Linked DNA regions of Homo sapiens: region 2 is linked to region 1. A link is a contact called in ENCODE Hi-C or POLR2A ChIA-PET data. All regions are on one chromosome and are shown on one strand. Each heading gives the region's core, a stretch centred on a gene start or an enhancer-like site at or near the end of the contact. The rest is flanking DNA. Distances are from core to core; before and after follow the strand shown.

The links. Hi-C counts contacts between places; a loop is a spot of excess contacts on that map. ChIA-PET counts read pairs that join two places held with the same protein, here RNA polymerase II (POLR2A). Pooled maps may share reads with other maps.
Region 2: a loop to region 1 is called in a pooled map, with 3 times the contacts of the local background. The contact joins the promoter of RTP4 here to the enhancer-like site in region 1. A Hi-C loop is called at or near these places in 2 of 50 pooled maps. POLR2A ChIA-PET finds 5 or more read pairs at or near these places in 2 of 52 experiments (activated T-cell and activated naive CD4-positive, alpha-beta T cell).

Annotation. Positions count from the first base shown.
Region 1 is chr3:186,998,443-187,002,823 of GRCh38, reverse strand. The region is part of intron 2 of ST6GAL1 (ST6 beta-galactoside alpha-2,6-sialyltransferase 1); the gene reads right to left. Among named protein-coding and RNA genes, the nearest start is that of ST6GAL1, 70 kb to the right of the region's middle. RefSeq lists enhancers at 1,595-1,714, 1,855-1,904, 1,915-2,134, 2,673-3,563, 3,564-4,381. Within about 2 kb of position 1,888, at least 10 of the 41 ENCODE cell types and tissues checked have a DNase peak (open chromatin) inside an H3K27ac peak, as active enhancers do.
Region 2 is chr3:187,366,142-187,370,522 of GRCh38, reverse strand. RTP4 (receptor transporter protein 4) reads right to left here and starts at 2,138. Exons shown (of 2, transcript NM_022147.3): 1 at 1,927-2,138. The coding sequence starts at 2,081. RefSeq lists an enhancer at 1,928-2,277.

The DNA.
Region 1 (4,381 bases), core at 639-3,138:
TTAAAGAATTATAATGGAGAATTTTCTGGGTAAGGGTAATTATGCACACACACATACATGCTATTGATTCAGAATCATCTGAATCAAGGGACATTTCAGAACCCTTTCTGCTGATACGCCCAGAGTTGAGATTTTACCCAGAAACAGAAACAGACAAATCACACAACTTTCCTCACCCCAAATCCTAAGCAAAGGTAATTGGCACAGACAGGAATTGATGAGATGTTGGCAGAGAGGAGATGCTTAGCGGCAAGAAAGCCACAATGAACCTCCCAGCCAATGCCTCACAGAGTGCAAGGCCATGTAAAAAATGAGGGAAAGAAGTCCTTGGCATTTTCCAGACATAATGACTACATTGACTTTTCCTGAGGGAAAGTTGGACAGACCAGGGAGAGGAATGAGCTGTGCTCAAGGGTCTTTTGGGTCATTTCTTTGCATTTCCTAAAGAATATGTTTTTTACCTTATCATGTAGACAACTTTGATCTGTGCTGCTGAGCATAAAGAAACATTTGATAGCTTCCATAAACCTGACAGTTTGACACTAAGTGTGGGAGGGAAATCACTAAACTAATAAGTATATGAAATATCATCCCTTCTTTGTGGAATTATGAGCTCATTCATCTCCAAAACAAAATTACATTAAAAGCTTCAGACACACGAAAATGTTGATTTGCCTCCCATTTGTTTCAAGATGGCCTTAAACCTAGAATGTGGACTTAAAAATACACCATAACAGAAAATATGGTCAGATCTAACAGCTAATTACAACACCAATATAAGGCAACAAAGCTCTCTCTTTGGTAGAGTAGAAAATAAAGCTAAAAACATTGTTTGTTTGTTTTGTTTTTGGGTTTTTTTTTTTTTTTTGAGACAAAGTCTCACTCTGTTGTCCAGGCTGGAGTGCAGTGGCGTGATCTCGGCTCACTGCAACCTCCGCCTCCCGGGTTCAAGCAATTCTCCTGCCTCAGCCTCCTGAGTAGCTGGGATTACAGGCGCGCGCCACCACACCCGGCTAATTTTTGTATTTTTAGTAGAGACGGGGTTTCACCATGTTGACCAGGCTGGTCTCAAACTCCTGACCTCGTGATCTGCCCGCCTGGGCCTCCCAAAGTGCTGAGATTACAGGAGTGAGCCACTGAGCCCGGCCGTTTGTTTGTTTTTCATTACATATATGGTGGGCCCTTTATGTGCAGGACACTGTGTGAAATGCATTTTCTCACTTAAACCCCTAACATGATGCTGAAGTAGATGCCATAATCCCATTTTACAGATGAAGCTGAAGTCCAGAAAGGTCAGCCATTTGACCAAAGTGGGCCTCCAGAAAGCAATGGAAGTGAGATCCAAACCCAGGTTTACAACAGTTATTGAGCACTACTTATGTGCCAGGCACTGATCTCAGCACTTTTCAAGTATTAACAGATTTAATCCCCACTGCAATATTACAGGGAGACATTGCTGTCACCTGATTTTAGATGAAGAAATGAGGCAGAGAAAGGTAAAATAATTTGTCCAAAGTCACACATCCCTCTGATTCAATGCCTGAGACAGATCTATGTGCAGTGGAGGGTATGGAAAGTGACATGCAGGTCATCCCTTTCCTCGGGCTGTGGACATTTCAGAATGTCCAGGGTTCGGGTAGGAACACTGAGTTCTACCTCGCTTCTGTGCCACTGTGGGAAGTTGAGGCCAAACTTAGTGAAGCCACATGGCCAGCTTGAAACCTGTGGGTCTTCGGGTTTGGCTCTCACCATTCATCTGCAAAGAAAAGCTGTGTAACCCACCTTCTCCCGAGGAAGGCACCTTTCTGCCAACAATGGCCTCACCTGACACTCTGGTCAGTTACACAAGCACTGTTCTAAAAAGCATCTGGGGAAGTACGCACAAATGCATGGCCCATTTCTACTCCAGTTAAATTTAGCAAAACTTTGAGTAAATTTTCACACCCAATGCTGGTGATTAATAGCAAAACAGTTGTGCTCATGTATCACTCATGGCTGGGAAAACAGAAGTGAAACCTTACGAAAATACCTCAGAACAACCAACAATAGTTGAAAAACAGAAAAGAAACATAAATGTGTGGGTGCCTACTGTAGCATCAAATGTAATGCTGAGAAAATTTGGAACAACCTAAATATCTAGCCATAGGAACAAGCAAAATTGTGATCCAGAAGTCCATCGATTGCCTATGAAGCCATTAACAAAAGACATGCACTATAAAGATGAAAAACAATGTTTATAGAAACAAAATAAACTTTTTTTTGAGCCAGAGTCTCGATCTTGTCACCCAGGCTGGAGTGCAATGGCAAAATCTTGGCTCACTGCCACCTCGGCCTCCCGGGTTCAAGCGATTCTCCTGCCTCAGCCTCCCGAGTAGCTGGGATTACGGGCACCTCCACCAAGCCTAGCTAATTTTTTTTTTTTTTTTTTGTATTTTTAGTAGAGATGGGGTTTCACCATGTTGGCCAGGCTGGTCTCGAACTCCTAACCTCAGGTGATCCACCCACCTCAGCCTCCCAAAGTGCTGAGATTACAGACGTGAGCCACCACATCCGGCCCAAAATAAACTTTTGGTCAACACTAAAATTGTAATTCTATTAAAAGCTTGCTTTGCAAACAGACTATGATTACAAGTGACCATTGTTACAAGTGAACAGTAATGTGTCAGGAGGCAGGATACATTTTAAAAATGTATCTTGGCTGGGCACCATGACTCATGCTTATGAATCCCATCACTTTGAGAGGCCAAGGCAGGAAGAATGCTGGAGGCCAGAGGTTCAAGATCCGTCTGGCCAACATACTCTACAAAAATGTTCTTAAAATAGCTCAGTGTGATAGTGCACGCCTATAGTCCCAGCTACTCAGGAGGCTGAGACAGGAGGATCCCAAGCCCACAAGTTCAAGGCTGCAGTGAACTACAATAGCCACTCCAGCCTGGGCAACAGAGGAGGACTCTGTCTCTAAAAAAAATATAAATAAATAAAAGTGTATCTTTACTGCTGTCATAATGTTTGTGAGTAAAACAAGAAAAACAAGTTTAGCACCAAGTTTGTTGCCCCCAGAGCACGCACATGGCCCTCCTACTCCACTTACCCTCCATTAGAATATAGTAGTCTTGGCTGGACACGGTGGCTCATGACTGTAATCCCAGTGCTTTAGGAGGCCAAGACGGGAGGATCATGAGGTCAGGAGATCGAGACCATCCTGGCTAACACGGTGAAACCCCATCTCTACTAAAAATACAAAATTAGCCAGGCGCAGTGGTGCACTCCTGTAGTCCCAGCTACTCGGGAGGCTGAGGCAGGAGAATGGCCTGAACCAGGGAGGCGGAGCTTGCAGTGAGCCGAGATCGTGCCACTGCACTCCAGTCTGGGCTACGGAGTGAGACTCCGTCTCAAAAAAAAAAAAAAAAGAGATTATAGTAGTCTTCCTTCAAGGCGACAAATCCGGGCCTACTTCTTCCCCGGATGTCTTGCCTTAGCATAGGGGACAGAAACACATTTATTCAGCACCCATAATGGCCTGGCCCTGACATAGCTGAGCTGTTCCTATGCATTATCACCTTGAATGACACACACCTTCTACGAGGCGAGTGGTGTTAATGGTCCCACGGCCCTAGACAGAGGCTTACCGCCTAGTGAAAGGATTCCCTTAACTTTCGCATATGCATTTAAAAAGGAGGATTCCCTTTACTTCCCCAGGGCCAGCTGCCTCCACAAGAGCAAGTTTAACAATGGTTTGGAAATAAGATACCCCTGCATTGCCCCCGGGCCCCCTTCCTGGTCGGCTGGCAGTTGGCCACAGTGGGAAGAGGAGGGAGAGGCCAGGATCCAGTTCTGTTGCTTTCCAGCTTCGTGCCCCCCAGGCAAGTTACCTAACCTCTCTGGGCTTCATTTCCTCAACCATTAGATAGTTCTGTAATAAACTTTTCACGTGATTATTGAACTATATGAAATAATATACGTAAAATGCTTAGAACTGGGCTCCACAATGCAACAGCCACTAGCCAGATGTGGCTAGGCCAGATGAGACGTGCTGTAAGTGTAAAAATACACACTGAAGATTTCTTATGGAAAAAGGAATGTAGAAAGTATGATTCGTAATTTTATATTGATTACATGAGAAAGTAAGAGTATTTTGAATATATTGAGTTAAATAAAATACAGTTGATCCTTAAACAGCACAGTTCCATTTATATGCAGATTTTTTCAATAAAAGTTACACTAAGTGTGCCTGTCTCTCCTGCCTCCCCCTCGCCCTCCTTCTACCTCTGCCATTCCTGAAACAAACCCAATCCCTCCTCTTCCTCCTCCTCAGCCTGCTCAATGTGAAGATGATGAGGATGAAGACCTTTATGAGGATCCACTTCCACTTACTAAATAA
Region 2 (4,381 bases), core at 889-3,388, 370 kb before region 1:
CATGTCTGCCATCTTCCAGAGAAACTTATTCCTAATTTTGGTCATAGAAAGCTTTGGTAAAGTATCTATTTTGATGCATACAATATAATTGGTCTTTATAATTTTATCCCATTTCATCTGTGAAGTAAGCACTATTAAACCCAATATCCAGATAAGGAAACTGAATCATGAAAAGGATACGCAACCTGCTTAAGGACACACAGGGTAAATGTTAGAGGCATGCTGCTAATCTCAGGCCATCTGAAATTCAACTCATTTACCTGCTGTAACACGTTGCCTCTGGTGAGTAGTGTAGCTAATCTCTCACACCTGGAGAAACAGACTGCATCCCTCATACCTGGGTTGAAGATCCAGTTTACATCAGGAAGACCTTGGGCAAAGCCCTTCCCTTCTATAACCCTCATTGTTTGAATCCATAAAAAAAAAATTCAAGGGTTATATTGGCAGCATCAAAAGAGACGATGTATGTGAAAACACTTTGTAAACTACAAAATGCTTTTCAAAAGCTGATTGATATTTTCCAAAAGTACACTGGTAGGTTGCTTTTCCGATCTCGAAATGACAATCAAATCAAATCATCCCAACAGGAGAAACACCTTCTTTCTGTTTGGAGGAGTGCCAAAACGTTGTAAGACATCATGAGTCCCTCAAAAAGCTCTGGCTGGTGTGGACAGAAATATTTACACATTTCCCTGGATTAGAAAGCAGAGCAACATGACTGCTATACGGGCTCTGACAAGTGACTTGAGAACTGTTCTGGAGACGTTTAGGAGGCTTTATTTAAACAACAGATTCTGCAGCTAAAAATAAGCATATACTGTATTTGATACAATATATAATAATACATATATTATTTATAAATTTATTATTCTGAAATACATAGTACATATGTATATATAATTATATATCATTTATGTATACATATACATATATATTTTATCTTATCCCATTATCTTATGGGAATGTATACGAAGGAATACTTACTCTGCCTAGGAGAACCAGAGAATGCTTTTAGGAGGAGGAGGCACTAGAGTGGGCCTTGAAGGATGAGCAGGGAGGGGTGAGGGGAGGGTCTGCTGAACAAGCAGAACTCCATGAACAAGAGTGTGGAAGTCTGAAGATGCATGGCATAGCTAATAGTCCATAAGGAATGGAGTAGGCCATACCTGAGGCAGGATGGGGCAGGCAGGCAAGCTGAGTAATAGGTCAGATGAAAACTATACCGAAGGTCCTGTGTGTCATTTAAAAATAAATTTGATTATCCAGGTCAGCAATTCTCACCCTCCTAACATGGTCAAGGAAACTGGTTCCTGCAACCTGGAGGCTTGCTGGGGGTTAAAGAGGGAAGTGGTGAGTAAGGGAGGAGTATTACTTGGTGACTCCATGAACTGGGTTTTAGATTTAGTTTTTGCAACATCATTCTATACTATTATCCCCAGGCCTTCAGTAAAGCAATGTTCAGAGTAACTGCTTGATCTTAGCCAATTCTTAAGATATTTAAAAAAAAAAAAAAGGCTCCGTCCCAGGCTTGTACTGAACAGTGCCAAGGCTTGGAGAGCTGGTGCAGCTGGGGGAAGCTGGTCAGGACTGCTGGGGAGACTGCAAAAGACTCTAGAGGTAGTCTGGAACAAATGACGTGGTGAGAAACTAGAAGGGAAAATTTATGGAATAGGGAGCCTTCTCCAGGGTTTTCCAGAAATATTTACGGAGGGAAACCTAGTAAAAGAAGAAACTTCCAGCAGTTAAACAAAATGGAGGTTTGGAGTCGTCTTATCATGTCGACCCTAAAGAGTACTATGACCACAATAGGATGGAGGCCCTGGTGACATTTACTCCTTCAACAAGCTCTCAGAGGAATAAATCATGCTAAGCTGAGCCTGAGCCTCTCTTCTCAGAAGAGCTATTGCCTGGGAAACCCACACTCACCAGCCAAATGCTCTCTGTTGGTATTGCTTCCACCCTTGAGCCAGGCAGTCTAGCTGAAGGTTGCCATCCAACTTCAGCGTCCATGTGGCCCGGGGTTTTGCCTCTTGGATTAGTTCTTGAAATGTCTGCTCCCAAGTCCAGAAATCTACAACCATTTTTTCCCTCTGAAGCTGAGAGAGTAGCTTTCAGGTTTGCTCGTTTCTCAGGAAGAGACAAACAGTTTCAGTTTCGGTGTTCGGTTCAGTTTCTGTTTCTGTGTATGGACATGAGCTGTTTTTTTCAACCTTCATTTTAGACTGTCTGAGTACACAGAACAAGTCTTTGTTCTGAAAACAGACAGCAGCAAAACTGTGTTAGTTAATAGGCCTTGCTGAGAGAGAGATAAAGAGCTCTGTTCTAGATTCTGGGGTCACATATAAATTCGCTTTTATTTTCTCTCTCTCATTTTTTATAATAGGCAAAGTGAGAGGTGACAGCATGCTGGTAGCCCTCGCAGCCCTCGCTCGCTCTCGGAGCCTCCTCGGCCTCGGTGCCCACTCTGGCCGCGCTGGAGGAGCCCTTCAGCCAGCCACTGCACTGTGGGAGCCCCTTCCTGGGTAGGCCAAAGCCAGAACCGGCTCCCTCAGCCTGCTGGGAGATGTGGAGGGAGAGGCACGGGCAGGAACCGGGGCTGCATGCAGGGCTTGCAGGCCAGCTAGAGTTCTGGGTGGGCGTGGGCTTGGCGGGCCCTGCACTCGGAGCGGCCGGCAGGCCCCCAGCCCTGGGCAGTGAAGTGCTTAGCACCTGGGCCAGCAGCTGCGGAGGGTGCGCCAGGTCCCCCAGCAGTGCCGGCCCACCGGCACTGAGCTCGATTTCTCGCTGGGCCTTAGCTGCCTCTCTGTGGGGCAGGGCTCGGGACCTGCAGCCCGCCATGCCTGAGTCTCCCCACCCTGGGCTCCTGCATGGCCCAAGCCTCCCCGACGAGTGCCACCCCCTGCTCCATGGTGCCTGGTCCCATCGACCGCCCAAGGGCAGAGAAGTGCGGGCACACACGCAGGACTGGCAGGCAGCTCCACCTGCTGCCCCCGGGGCGGGATCCACTGGGTGAAGCCAGCTGGGCTCCTGAGTCTAGTGGGGACTTGGAGAACCTTTATGTCTAGCTAAGGGATTGTGAATACACCAATGGGCACTCTGTATCTAGCTCAAGGTTTGTAAATGCACCAATCAGCACCCTGTGTCTAGCTCAGGGTTTGTGGATGCACCAATCAGCACCCTGTCAAAACGGACCAATCAGCTCTCTGTAAAACAGACCAATTGGCTCTCTGTAAAATGGACCAATCTGCAGGATGTGGGTGGGGCCAGATAAGAGAATAAAAGCAGGCTGCCCCAGCCAGCACTGACAACCGGCTCGGGTCCCCTTCCACGTGGTGGAAGATTTGTTCTTTTGGTTTTTGCAATGAATCTTGCTGCTGCGCAGTGTTTGGGTCTGCTCTGCCTTTATCAGCTGTTAACACTCACCCGGAAGGTCTGCAGCTTCACTCTTGAGCCAGCAAGACAATAAACCCACCAGAAGGAAGAAACTCAGAACACATCCGAACATCAGAAGGAACAAACTCTGGGCACTGTGCCTTTATGAGCTGTAACACTCACCATGAGGGTCGGTGGCTTCATTTTTGAAGTCAGTGAGACCAAGAACCCACCAATTCCGGACACAAAAGCACTGTTTTTGGCACTGGGAAAAGAGTATCCTGTAGCTAAGAAACAATTCCTGCCCCCACAGATGCTCACACCCAGGTGGAGACAGGGAGGTTAGGAGCAGCGTAGGGGAGCACGTGTTTAATGCTCATCTCCTACACCCCATGTATCCTCACCAGTCCCGCGAAGGATTATTCTTGGAGTTTTGCAGGTTAACTGCACAGAAAGCTGGGGTACTTTGTCCAAATCCCCTCAGTTAACGAGCAGTGGAAGTGAGACTTGAACCCGGGTCTGTGTGACTCCAAAACCTGCCATGTGTCCGCCCACCTCACTCCCTGAAGAGAAGCTGAGAATGGCATTTCAGGTTCCAGGCTGGCACACTGGAGCCAGTGTCAGAGGAACCGTAGGGAGATTTCCTGGGTCCTGAGGCAGGAGGTCAGCTGCATGAAGGGATTATCAAACTCTGCCCTCCACTCTGTAAATTATGTGGAAGGGCAAATACGCACAGGTGTGGGGGCCGTCTTTCAGTGGTAGGATACAGAGAATTCCCATTTTGGGGTAAGGGATTGAGATGAGATGACCTTTAAAGACACTTGTAAGTCTAAAACGCGGAGATTCCAGAGAGTAAGCTTTGTCCTCCTGGGGCTTAAATTCAAATAGGGGAGATAGGACAAGCAGGATGCTTACTTAGGTCTTTAGAACACCCGCTACAGCTTCTGTGTCTGAGACAGGATCAGCCTCAGTCTTCCTGGGTTTTCTAGGCTTCCATGTGCCCTGTCAG